Regions from separate parts of the Homo sapiens genome. Here region 1 is linked to region 2. A link is a contact called in ENCODE Hi-C or POLR2A ChIA-PET data. All regions are on one chromosome and are shown on one strand. Each heading gives the region's core, a stretch centred on a gene start or an enhancer-like site at or near the end of the contact. The rest is flanking DNA. Distances are from core to core; before and after follow the strand shown. Region 1 overlaps KIAA1671. Region 2 holds the start of KIAA1671-AS1 (KIAA1671 antisense RNA 1).

Region 1 (6,688 bases), core at 1,292-3,791, 42 kb after region 2:
GTGATCCGCCCGCCTAAGCCTCCCAATGACATGGATTCTTTTGTAGCTAGTGTCCGTTCATTTTCCCTGCTTTGACTGACTTCCTGTGTCAGTGAATATAGACCAGCAGCCTCATTTTCAGTAGCTGCGCTATATTCTATTTTTCAGGTTACGCCCACTTTATTTCGTCAGGCCCTGAATGATTTTTGGATACTTAGATTGCTTCCAGTTTTTCTGTCTTATAAATAATGCTGCAGTGAACATTACTGAGTATTCATTCTCACACACCTGCATAATCAGAACAACTTTTAGCAGTAGAGTGACTGGGACCCAGGCCAAGCCCATATGCAGTTTTAAGGCTGTGCTGCACATTGCTGAGTGGGTTTAAAAGTCCATTTTCATGGCCATTTACATGTGTGTGTGAGGTGATTAAATCACTCCCATGTCAGCTAAACCTTGCTGTGAGCACATGTGTACACACAAACACAATGCATGCAGGCACACAGACACATGCATGTACAGAGGAACATACACTGACTAGTTGCCTAATTTCTCTGAGCTTCAGTTTTCTCCTGTATAAATGCCACACCAGGTTTGCAGTCCCCAATCCACCCTTCTGAAATTCAAAAAGCTCTCATTTGAGCAAAACTTGCCCCTGTACCAATGCACCTGGGTGAGTTGGTCTGTCACCCAGGCTGGAATGCAGTGGCGCGATCTTGGCTAACTGCAACCTCTACCTCCTGAGTTCAAGCGATTCTCCTGCCTCAGCCTCCTGAGTAGCTGGGATTACAGGTGCATGCCACCACGCCCAGCCAATGTTTGTATTTTTAGTGGAGATGGGGGGTTTCACCATGTTGGCCAGGCTGGTCTCGAACTCCTGACCTCAGGTGATCCACTCGCCTCGGCCTCCCAAAGTGCTGGGATTATAGGTGTGAGCCACCATGCCTCGCCTAATTTTTGTATTTTTATTCCTGATTTTTTTTTAATGCCACATGGTAAGGCTCTTCCTATGTGTCATGAAATATTAACATGTTTGCTTGTGGAGTGTTGTCCTACTCACATGTTCATGAACCTTGTTTTCATTTATCATCCCCTAAGGGGCCTTTCTAAACATTTTTTCCCTAGTTGCCTTCCCAGTAACTGTACTACCACATAGTATAGTATATCAATAGTATATCTGTACTGCCACAGATAAATTGTATATCTGTATATGTACCATATGCATATCTGTGCATTATACATTGAAAGATATTTTTCCCACACATCCCCCAAGAAACAATTTTCCCCGCTTGGGGATAATACCACTCCTGTTGAGACTGCACCAACTAGACCAGTAGTTCTCAACCTGGTGTGACTTTGCCCCCAGAACATTTGGCCTTGTCTGGAGACATTTTTGGTTGTTGTGATGGAATGGGGTGCTACTGACATTGGTGGCTGGAGTCCAGGGATCCCACATTGCACAGGACGGCCCCCACCACATGTCCGTAGTGCCATGGTTGGGAAACCCCATCCTAGACCTCACTGGGGGAATCTCACAATATGCAATATACCCATGCATTGCCTTTCTAAAACCTGAAAAGTCCTGAGTTGGAAACATACCTGGCCCCTGGGTTTGAGATTGGGGCTGGTGGAGCTGTGACAGTAGAACCCGCCTCACGGTGTTGGTGAGAGGCCCCTTTGGGGGCTGGCATAGTCAAATGCATTGCTGGGCACCTGCCCCACAGTGTGTGCTCGCCCAGGAAGAACCCAAACGCCTAGAGTCCTGGGCACTCGGATGTTGCCCTACATTGAGAAATGGGCCCTTCTGCCACAGAGCATCCTGGCTGCAGCATCCCAGAGGCCTTTGGGAGCCTTGACGAATCAGAGAAGTGCAGTCCCTGCCCAAGGCTGCACAAGCTTCTAAGTGCTGGGGAGCCAGGATTGGAGCCCGGGTCTGCCTCACCCCAAGGCGCCTGCTAACCTGGTGTCTCTTCCATGAATCCTGTGACCTTCAAGGTCTGCAGCTGACATCCTAGCACCTCAGGGCCAAGAGACTACTTCTTTTCTTCGCTGCTTCAGGCATTCTTGGGAGGTACAGAGAGGTATCAGGGAGGAGGACAGTCTAGGTGTGACTTCTCAGTCAGCCAAGTAAGGTCCGGCTCCAAGGATGTCCAGGGTTTCCCTACGTGCCCGAAAGCCTGCCTATGCAGTGGGTTTGTTGTTTTATTTGGGGGCTTTGATCCAGGCACTGTGTCTGCCTGAACTGGCCTCTGGGTTCTCCACATGCACCAGCTTTGCAGCCAGCTGATAAGCTGCCTTCAACGGCCCTAGTCCCTGTCTGTGTCTCAGGGCTCACAGTTGTGGCTTCCAGAGAGCTCACCAGATTGCTCTGATCAACTTAGGACCTAACACCCATATGATGCGCAGATAATCACTTGCTCATTCCTCCTCAGGACAGACAGGAACCACTGCAGGAGCTCGTTCTGTCCTGACTTGGGCATTGTTAAGGGTTGGCCAAAGATATACCATCCACTTGGGTGTTTTCCAGGGCCTCTGGCTTACCATGGGGTGGATTGGGAAATGGGGTGGGTGGAGCTAGCTGTGAGTTAGAACAGACAGCACTCTAGGCCTGGGCAGAGTCTTTGAACAAAGCCACAGGCTGGGCTGAGCACCAGAAGGAAACAGAGCCCTTGGCTCTGTCTCAGGCAATGGAATGTCAGCCCGACTGGTTTTCCCCCTTTCCCTGGGGTGGGGTGTTCATCAACAAAGGACTCTCCTTGCTGGTTGACAGCCTGAGGTTCCAGGCACCCCCTCAGCCCCACTGCGAGGTCCCCAACTCCAGAGGAAGAGAGACTCCATTCATGCTGAGCTTCCTATAGGCCCCAGCTCTGCCAGGCCAGCCATGCAAGGCTGCTCTGCAGGGCAGATGAGAGGGGGCTGTCCAGGCACACAAAATAGTAGGCTCTTAATAGATACGATGCTTAACTTCCCCAGGCTGTTCCTTCTGGCTGCTTTGCCTTCCCTGATATCCCCACCTGTCTTGTCACACCCTCCTCAGAGCCCTCTGTCACCTGCCACTCAGGCCTTCTGCGCCCTCTCCCCCACTCTGTCTGAGGCCCAGGGGACCTTGGATACTTGGGATAGGAAACTTTGATTAATCAGCGGACCTCAATTTGAGATGGCATTTTCTGCCCCTTGCTCTTTTTAAACCTATTCATAATAATTTTAGCATCTTTCCACATCAGCCCTTCAATTTCTACCTTCTGAAGAGGCAGTCATTGTTTTGAATGGAGACACCATGTTAATTCCCTTGCACTGATAAGCTATAGTTTAGGTATCAGGTGCTCTTGTGGAAGGGCAGTTGGGTTGTGTGTTTGCTGTTACCAAAAACAGTGCTGCTGGGACCATTCATTTGTGTGTGCATTTGTGTGTGTATTATATATGTTTTGTGTGTATGTGTATTTGTGTCTGTTTCTATGTATTTGTGTATGTGTGTGTGGGGGGGTTTTTGTAGGTATGCATTTGTGTATATTTGTGTGTATGCAGCTGTGTGTGTGTGTGTATTGGGTGCATGTATTTATATGTGTTTTTGTGTTGTCTATTTTTTGTGTATGTGTGTGCATTGGTGTAGATGTTTGTGTGTGTACATTTGTGCATGTGTATGTGCTTGTGTATATTTGTGTTTGTGTGAAAGTGTTTTTTGTGTATATGCATTTGTGTGTGCATATGTAAGTATTGTGTATGTGTGTATGCATATCTGTGTGTTTATACATGTGGTTATGTGTATATTTTTGTGTATGTGCATTTGCATGTGTATATACCTATGTGTGTATTTGTATTTATGTACCTGTGCTTGTGTGTATTTGTATATATGTGTGTTTATGTATATTTTTTCTGTGTCTATGCATTTGCCTGTATATGTGTGTATTTGTATGTATGCACCTGTACTTGTATTTGTGTATGTGTATGTATATAGTTTTTTTGTGTATATATATTTATATAAATATATATAAATACACACATATATATGTATGTGTGTATTTGTGTGTATCTTTTTTGTGCATGTATGTGTGTATGTGCTTTTTTTTTTTTTTTTTTTTTTTTTTTGAGATGGAGTCTTGCTGTGGCACCCAGGCTGGAGTGCAGTGGCGTGATCTCGGCTCACTGCAAGCTCTCACCTCCTAGGTTCATGCCATTCTCCTGCCTCAGCCTCCCGAGTAGCTGGGACTACAGGCACCCGCCACCATGCCTGGCTAATATTTTTGTATTTTTTTAGTAGAGATGGGGTTTCACCGTGTTAGCCAGGATAGTCTTGATCTCCTGACCTCGTGATCCGCCCTCCTCGGCTTCCCAAAGTGCTGGGATTACAGGCATGAGCCACCGTGCCTGGCCTGTATGTGCTTTTTATGTATATGTAATTGTGTGCATATATGTGTGTATTTGTGTGTATGCATTTGTGTGTGTTTATATTTTCATGTGTATATGTGTTTGTGTGTATATGTGTGCATATGTGTTTGTGTTTTGTGTACATGTTTGTGTGCATTTGTGTGTGTGTGCATGTGTTGTGTTTATATGTATTTGTGTGTATATATGTGTATGTGTACATCCGTATGTGTTTTTGTGTCTTTGCATGTGTGTATATATACATATATGTGTGCATCTGCATGTGTTTGTGTATGTGTTTTGTGTATATGTGTTTGTGTATATACTCATGTATGTCTGCATCTATGTGTATGTGTTTTGTGTATATACATTTGTGTGTATATACATGTATGTGTGGATCTGTGTGTGCGTGCATCTGTCTGCTGGATGGACTTCCAGTAGCAGGGATGGTCAAGCCACTTTGTGACATTGGAATGTCATCATTCCCATAGAACACAGCTGAGTTGGTGGCAGTGTTCTGGCAGGGAGAGAGAGACCAGGCCTTGGGCTGGAGGATTTGGGGTCCTCAGTCAATAGGGAGACACACCCAGCGCCCTGCCTCCTCAACAGGTTTACACGTACGCTGCAAGGCTGCAGTTCTGTCACCTGACAAGTTGAGCCCTAGCCTGAAATAAACTGTGAGAGAGATGTTTTGACATGTGATGTTTCAAAAAAAGAAGTCAAATTGGGCTTAGTCTGTTTTAAGAATCCCTCCAAGAGGAGCCAAGTTGGGATCAGTGGGAGCAGATTCCATTAAAAGGAGATGCTGGGAAACGTAAAAGAATTATATACTTACATATAATTATACATTTTCAAAATGTACTTTTTATATCACTAGCCACAAATGTTACAAAATACAAAAAGAGGTAGAATAAAAAAAAGTCATCTCTCCTCGTCCTCTAGTCACGCAATTCCTCTCCTAGAGACAAGTATGATTGCAGTTTTCTTGTGTCCTTAGGTATTCTGTGCGTTTTGGTCTTTACTTTTTTCCCCCTCACGAATGGCAGGGTCTGCCACCTGTTACTTTGCACCTTGCTTTACTCACTAGACAGTGAATCTTGGAGGTCGTTCCATGTCAGTAAACTTATGTCTGCCTCATTCTTTTTAACTATTCTTTCTAACAATTAAATAGAGTTCTACATTATAATTGTTCTATACTTTAGGTTAAATACATTTTTTAAAACTCCAGATTCTCTTTTCCCTTGACTCATCGTAACCTTAGAACTGTAGAGCTTATATTAACAGAAATTCTGAGTTAAAAAGAACATCAAATTTGTCTATCTCCATGCAAGAGTGCCACAGTACTTCTAGAATGTTCTGTGCCCCTCCCCTCTCCCCTGATTATTTTGGGCATTTTTCTTCTCCCTCAGGATCAGTCTCTCCTATTTTGCACCTAAATGTATCACACAGGCCACCCCAGTTTCACTGTCAGCACACTGCACATAGTTTTTTTTTTTTCCTGTTCTTTTTATTTTTTTTTTTATTCAGATGGAGTCTCCCTCTGTTGCCCAGGCTGGAGTGCAGTGGCACGATCTCAGCTTACTGCAACCTCCACCTCCCAGGTTCATGCCTTTCTCCTGCCTCAGCCTCCCGAGTAGCTGGGACTACAGGTACCCACCACCACGCCCGGCTAATTTTTTGTATTTTTACTAGAGATGGGGTTTCACTGTGTCAGGCAGGATGGTCTTGATCTCCTGACCTTGTGATCCGCCTGCCTCGGCCTCCCAAAGTCCTGGGATTACAGGCGTGAGCCACCATGCCCAGCCCACATAGTGTTTTATAAAAAACAATTTGTTTTAAAAAGCAACAAGAATTAAATTTTAAGGACATATATAAAAGCAGATGGTCCTGTGATATATCAAGAGGGTCTGGGTAAATAGCAGTGTCATTCTGACATTAGAGAGGGGACAGGGAGTCATTTATGGGTTCATTCACTCCATCCATCCATCCATCTTCACTTGCTTCCTGTCCACTGTGGCTGTCTCTGAACTTGTCACTGGCATTTGAGGGCGAACAGACCCCAGTTCCTGACCTCAGGGAGCTTACAGTTTAGAGAACACAGTCAAACGATAATCACAGCCCAGCCCAATAATTTCTATGATGGGGTGAGCACAGGGGGTTCTATGGGGGTCCTAAGAACCCACCTGGGGATGGGGCCAGCCAGGAGAGGCTTCCTGGGGGAGTGGATGCCTGGGCCGCATTTTAGGGACACATTCCAAACAGACCCCGGGCCATACTGCCAGCAGCCGACACACTGGACCAAGGAGTACTTCCTGGGTAAAACTGCAGTGGGCGTTGGTAGAGTGGG
Region 2 (5,901 bases), core at 2,031-4,530:
ACTTCTTCTTTACTCAGACGTGAGCCACCGCGCCCGGCCCATCACTTCTTTATTCTGCTAACCACACGGACCAACCTTGATTCGTTGTGGGAGGGGACCACACCAGGTTATGAATAAAAGGGGGCAAGGATTACTGATGGTCATCTTGGAGGACATCTATCAGCCATAACCTTGGTACATGATTTCACCTCTGTGGATCTCAGTCTCCTCTGTCAAATGGGTTCATGCAAAAAAATTCATTAGTTGATTCCTGTGAATGCTTAGAAATGGTGTTGGACATTTAGTTACCTCTTGATAAATATTAGCCACCACTGTCATCCCCTGCTGGGCTGTGAGCCCTCTGCTCTTAATCTCTATGCAGTGCCTGGCTCAGAGTAGGCACCCTCTGAATCTTTATTAAATGAATGAATGAAAGAATGAATGAGGCTGGATGTGGTGGCTCATGCTTGTAATCCCAGTACTTTGGGAGGCTGAGGCAGGTGGATCGCTTGAGTCTAGGAGTTCGAGACCAGCCTAGACAACATGGTGAAACCCTGTCTCTACAAAAATTACACACAAAAAAAAATTAGCTGGGCATGGTGGCACATACCTGTAGTCCTAGCTACCGAGGAGGCTGAGGTGGGAGGATCGCTTGAGCCTGGGAGGCCAAGGCTGCAGTGAGCTGTGATCATGCCACTGCAGTCCAGCCTGGGCAACAGAGTGAGATCCTGTATCCAAAAAAAGAAGAAGAGAGACAGGGAGAGAAAGAGAATGAATAGCTGTAAGGACTGGGAATACATAGAAAAGAAAGAGATCTGTTGGCCATATTGCCAGAGAGTCCTTTGTGATAAACTTTCTCAAGTGAGGCCCTTTGACCAGTGTCTAGAAAACAAATATTTGTTCAAAACTGAAGTGAGGTGGTGGTGGAAAGGACATAGGATGCATTCTGAGCGACCTGGGTTTCAATTGTGTACTTGGTGTCCGAACAATAAATATTTACAGAGCCCTGACTCTGGGCCAGGTACCATGTCAGACCTGGGAAAACCTGGGGTGGGAGCAGCTCTGGTGCATGCCTGGTGACATCCTTGCTGTGTGACCTTGGGCAAGTGAATCTATGTCTCTGAATCTGCATTTCCTTGTCTGTAAAAGTAGTGGGGTTGGGGGGACATGGATCCCTGCTAGAAGGAGAAACCTCCTTTAACAGGTGTGCCTGACCTCCAGGATCCAGCTGCTGCCCACCCCCTTCTAACAACCCCTGACATGTTTGGGATCTCCAGGCAGAGGACAGAAAACCTGCATGGGTCAGATGAGCGGGGCCTGGCCGAGGACAGTGGGTGTTAGGGTCTAGTCGTACCCCCAACCCCTAGTACTCCAGCCCTGTAAGGGTTAAAACCCAGGGAGCTCACGTGACCTAGTGTAAACCATGAATCATTCCCATTGCTCCCAGTGCTGAGCCTGCTGCCCAGGACAGGGCAGATGCTGTGCCCCGGGTTGCCATGGCAACTCCGCCTGTACTGAAATACAGCCCTCCCCAGTCCTTCCTGGGGGACCTCAGAGGCTGTCTCACCTGGATCAGTGTTGCCTTCCAGAGAGGGAGGGAGAGACAGCTGAAAAGGAGAGAGAGAGGAGAGACGCTTAGAGACAAGCAAGTGGAAGTTGAGACACAGGGAGAGGGAGGAGAGCGAGGCTGAGAAATCAACAGAGAAACAGACCACGAGAGGGAGACAGACTGACAGCCGACCAGAGGTCCCAAGACGCTGCCTGTAACCTTAGAGGCAGAAGCCGTTTCCCAGCAGTGCTAACCTTCCCGGGGCTGCCAGATCGCCGACATACACGCACACACACACAGAGTGCACACACATGCACACACGTGCAGCCGCATTTCCTGGTGCGCTTGCTGTGAGGGCACAGGGGTGGGTAGGCTGGCAGGCACGTGAAGTTGCCATCAGCCCCGAGGGACCGTGAGCGAGTTGGGACTTGGGGGAGAAAAAAATGGGGGCGGACGTCAGCTCCCTGGGCGGCCGCCGCCACCGCCTCCGCCTCCCCGAGGCCCCTCCTGCATTCCTGGGCAGCGAAGCCCCTCGCTAAGACGGGGGCTGATGTCATCCCGGGCTGCTCAGCCAGGGGACCCGGGGGCCCTGGTGGCTGCCTCCGGAAGTGAGCTAGCCGCCTGCCGGCCGACAGGTTTGGAATCTCCAGCCAGAGGACAGAAAACCTGCATGGGTCAGGTGAGCGGGGTCTGGCCGAGGGCAGCCGGGCAGGGGGCAGCAGGGTGCGGCAGCTTGCCCACCGGAACCTCCCAGGGTGCACCTCAGGGGGGCTGCCTACCTGAAGGGAAGTGAGGACGAGGGTGCCCAAAGGCCGCCCCCTCCACCCCCACCCCCATCCCCATCCCCCGCCTTTCGGGACCGTCACGCCCTGGAGTGAGTGCAGCCGGCTTGTTCCTCAAAGCTCCTTGTCTCGGCCGATCAGCTGGGTGAGCCCTGGAACTGGAACCTGGACTGCCCAGTGTGTTGACTTTATAACTCCGCTGGGGTGGACTCCCAGCCTGGCACTTAGCTGCCTCTTAATTCTGAGCGGCACCCGTGGATGCAGCCGGCTCCTGGCTCAGGGATGTTTACTTACCCTTGGTTTGCCTGAAGAAAGCTGCTGTTTTTAATTTTTTTTCCTCCAAGCAAGCCCAAAACTTCCATGAGCAAAAGAGTCCAAAGAGGCAAGAGGACACTGGCGTTTTAATTGCTCTCTCCCTCCCTAACTTCCTTCTTCCCTCTCCTCCTGGCTGGCCCCATGGATTACCTGGGAGATAAACTCACAGTGGCCCAGACCCACATGACCCAGTGGATGGGCACCGTGAGGAGGTCCTTCCAGGAAGCCCTCAATTTGGTGACCACCACGGTGGGCCACGAACGGACGAGTGCAGAGTCGGCCAGCCGGACCCCCTTCAAGCGTACTTCCTCCTTCCGACACCTGGCTTCCCGGAGTCGGGAATCCTTCCGCCGCTTCTCTGCTCGCAGCCAACAGAGATTTTCTTCACTGAGGAAAAGGCATACAGATTCGGAACCGCCAGATATTGTAAGCTTATTATGTTTTAAAAAATATTAAAACAACACTGAAAGCTCCTCCCCTCCAGTCCTCCCAGGGAGGGGGTCCCAGACATCAAACCGGGGAAGTTACTTCTTCCAGAATAGTTGTCAGTCAAAGCCCAGGCACTTCCTGTCCCCTGTACCTGGGAAAGAGGCACGTAGCAATAATTCCTCTCTCCTGAAGTCAGTCAGGACATTTTTGCTGGAGTCGACGTCTGTGTGGACAGGGCCAGCACGTGAGTTGGGCTGAATTTGCCAGTTGATTTATGTTTAAGTGTGAACACCCCAACCCCCGACACGAAAGCTCATCCTTCTCCCTATTTTTAGGGTGGATTAGTGGCACCTGCCTCATCTCCTCTCACCCTCCTAGGAAGCACAAGTGGCGGTGTCATGTGCACGCTGAGTTGTAGCTTTTGTCGTTCCACCGAGCTTTCATTGGATTGCCAAGGAAAGGGTCTTAGGAGACCGAGGTGTGGTGGGCGAGTTTGCCCGCTGGCCGTGAACCTTGGGTTTGGTGTGAGTGGGCCAGGGAGGGAGGCCTTGATTTCTTACTCAGGCAGGCTCGGGAGGGCTTGGATTGGGACAGCAGGGTGGAATGACAGCTAATGATTAAAACCTTGGCCTGTGTCCTGCTAGGCGACAGTGCAGAAACAATCGTAAGGTCCTTCTGATGATTTGGAGAGGTGGGACTGGGCCCAGAAAGCGAAAGTGCCTACTGTGGGGGAAGCACAGTGAGTGAGTGGCAGAGCCAGGTCCCGAACCCCAGGCTCTGACCTCCCCATTCACGGCTCTTTGCAGTCCAGCTCCCAGCAGATGTTCTCCCCAGACCCTCCCAATTAATTCAGGGCTGCCCAGGTCACTGACCAGACCTGAGCCTAAAGAGAGGGCCTGCCATTTTCACATAGGAGACTTCTGCCACCTGACTGTGTTGGCCCAGTTTATGGGAGCACTTGAGGACAGGCGAAGGGCTAAGCCAGCCCCTTTTTCTGGGTTCCTCCTAGCCAGGAGTGCTATAGTCATTAAGGGACCCAGCATTTAGGGAGGAGCCCTGAGCTGGCCCTCCCTACACTCGAGGTGGCAGGGCTCACAGCTGCCCTGCCAGGTGCAGGGGCTCAGTATCCCCTCTGCTGACCCAGAGGTGTGACTCACCCCAGGTCACGCAGCAGCCAGAGCAGGCAGTTGCAAATGCAAGGCAGGAGCCGAGCACTTGGGCATGACACGTGTCTCGTTCACAGGACGTCTCCTTCACAGTGGGTCTGTGCTTCTTTGTGGCCCAGAACAAATTAGTGGGGCTTGGATTTATGAGACAGATTCCCCAACCTCTGGAAGGTGTGACTTGCCACAGGGAAAGAAGGCCCCTCATTCATTCTGTCTCCCTCTGTGTGTATCTCTGTCTCTGTGATGTGTCTTTCTGCCTTGCTCTGTCTCTGTTTGTTTCTCTGTCACTCCTGTTCTCTCTCAGGGTATGGGGTTGGTGACAGGCAGGCTCTGTTGGCATCCCTCTTTCCCCACCCTGGGGAGTGGTGTGACCATGGGCATTGGCATGAATCCCCTAGGCGTCTTACCCTGTGTTACAGGTTGGTGCCACTGGCAGGAGTGGCCTCTCCAGCTGGTTGAATAAATGAAGTTGGGTGGTGCAGAGAACCATTCCGTGTTGCGTCGAGATGCCACCAAGAGTGTAAATACATGCTAAATACATTCAAGCTTCAGGCTCCTTCCCATGTAGCCACCCTACTGGGTGGTAGGCACCAGCTGGCCTTGGCCTTGACAGCTTGAATCAGACTCCTGGCTGAGGAGCCCTGACCCATTCTTAAGCCTCAGTTTCTTCCTGTGTCCAATGAGGAGAACCAAGGCCTTGGTATGAGATTGAAGCAAGCCCCCAGCACAGTGCCAGGCACACAGAATCTGCACACTTGTGAATGCTCTCTCTCTGTTGCTTGCCTAGATACTCTGCCTGAGCAGGATAAAGGCAGAGTTAGGATAGGAACATGTGCAGTGTTGCAGATAAGTCAACGAAACGCAAGGCCAGGGACCCCCTGCCTAGGGGTTGAGTCCTGGCTCTGCCGCTTCCCAGCTGTGTGATCTTGGACAGACTCCTTCCCTCTCTGTGCCTTGATTTCCTCCTCTGTGAAATGGGGATGATCGTGCATTGATGTGCTGGTAAATGTGTGGTGAGCGTGGCCGTTCTTAGCTTGTGGTGCTTAAAAATTAGTTCTTGTGGCAACCAAACCTTTCCTCTCAAACCATCACTTCAAAGATTTTCAATGAGCTGGAAAACCCACACACGCCCTTTTTACTCAGGGACTTCACTTAAATATTCGTTTTATGGGAAGAAACTTTTTAAAGCCACAGACAATTACTTAAGAGTTTGGGACAACAGCAGTATCCGTGGCTGGGGCTGGGAGGGGGCAGGATTTTAGTCTTTCTGACCTTGTACATGATTTATCTAAATAATCCATTCATTTCATCCTGGTTCCTGCCTCCGGCTTGTATTTACTCAGAGCAGTGTAGAAGAATCTATTGCGGGCACAAAATAACCCTCAAAGGCGTGCCCTGAAATGTTTTCTAAAGCCAGCCTTGAAGTAATTTGCTAATGGCCTGCCTGCTTCTGTGTCCAAGGGATAAAAGGGGGAAAGAGGGAAAACAAATGCTTTGTCTCTGAGCCACAAAGGCAGGAAGAGGCACGTTTATGCTGCACTCCCATGTGAGCCTGAGAAACACGCCTGGTACTCCAGGTTTAGCCGAGGAGACAAGGTGGACTCCAGTTAGAGGCCAGACAGAAAATTCCAGAACCCAGGAACAATGGCAGTGGCACAGGGGCCAAGACTGGAATAAAAGC

The links. Hi-C counts contacts between places; a loop is a spot of excess contacts on that map. ChIA-PET counts read pairs that join two places held with the same protein, here RNA polymerase II (POLR2A). Pooled maps may share reads with other maps.
Region 1: a map of PC-9 shows a loop between it and region 2 (4-fold over the local background). The contact joins the enhancer-like site here to the promoter of KIAA1671-AS1 in region 2. A Hi-C loop is called at or near these places in 23 of 168 maps with a recorded cell type or tissue (CD4-positive, alpha-beta T cell, Caco-2, HepG2 and 16 more) and 15 of 50 pooled maps. POLR2A ChIA-PET finds 5 or more read pairs at or near these places in 12 of 52 experiments (CD8-positive, alpha-beta T cell, GM12878, H1 and 8 more).

The regions. Positions count from the first base shown.
Region 1 is chr22:25,151,975-25,158,662 of GRCh38, forward strand. The region is part of intron 6 of KIAA1671; the gene reads left to right. Among named protein-coding and RNA genes, the nearest start is that of KIAA1671-AS1, 43 kb to the left of the region's middle. Within about 2 kb of position 2,542, at least 17 of the 41 ENCODE cell types and tissues checked have a DNase peak (open chromatin) inside an H3K27ac peak, as active enhancers do; they include PC-9, ascending aorta, breast epithelium and 6 more, where a contact is called at or near this core.
Region 2 is chr22:25,109,412-25,115,312 of GRCh38, forward strand. It overlaps KIAA1671-AS1 (KIAA1671 antisense RNA 1), which reads right to left and starts at 3,281. Exons shown (of 5, transcript NR_038941.1): 1 at 3,206-3,281; 2 at 2,776-3,012; 3 at 1,547-1,586; 4 at 590-707. All of the region lies in intron 6 of KIAA1671, which reads left to right. RefSeq lists enhancers at 1,236-2,098, 2,099-2,960.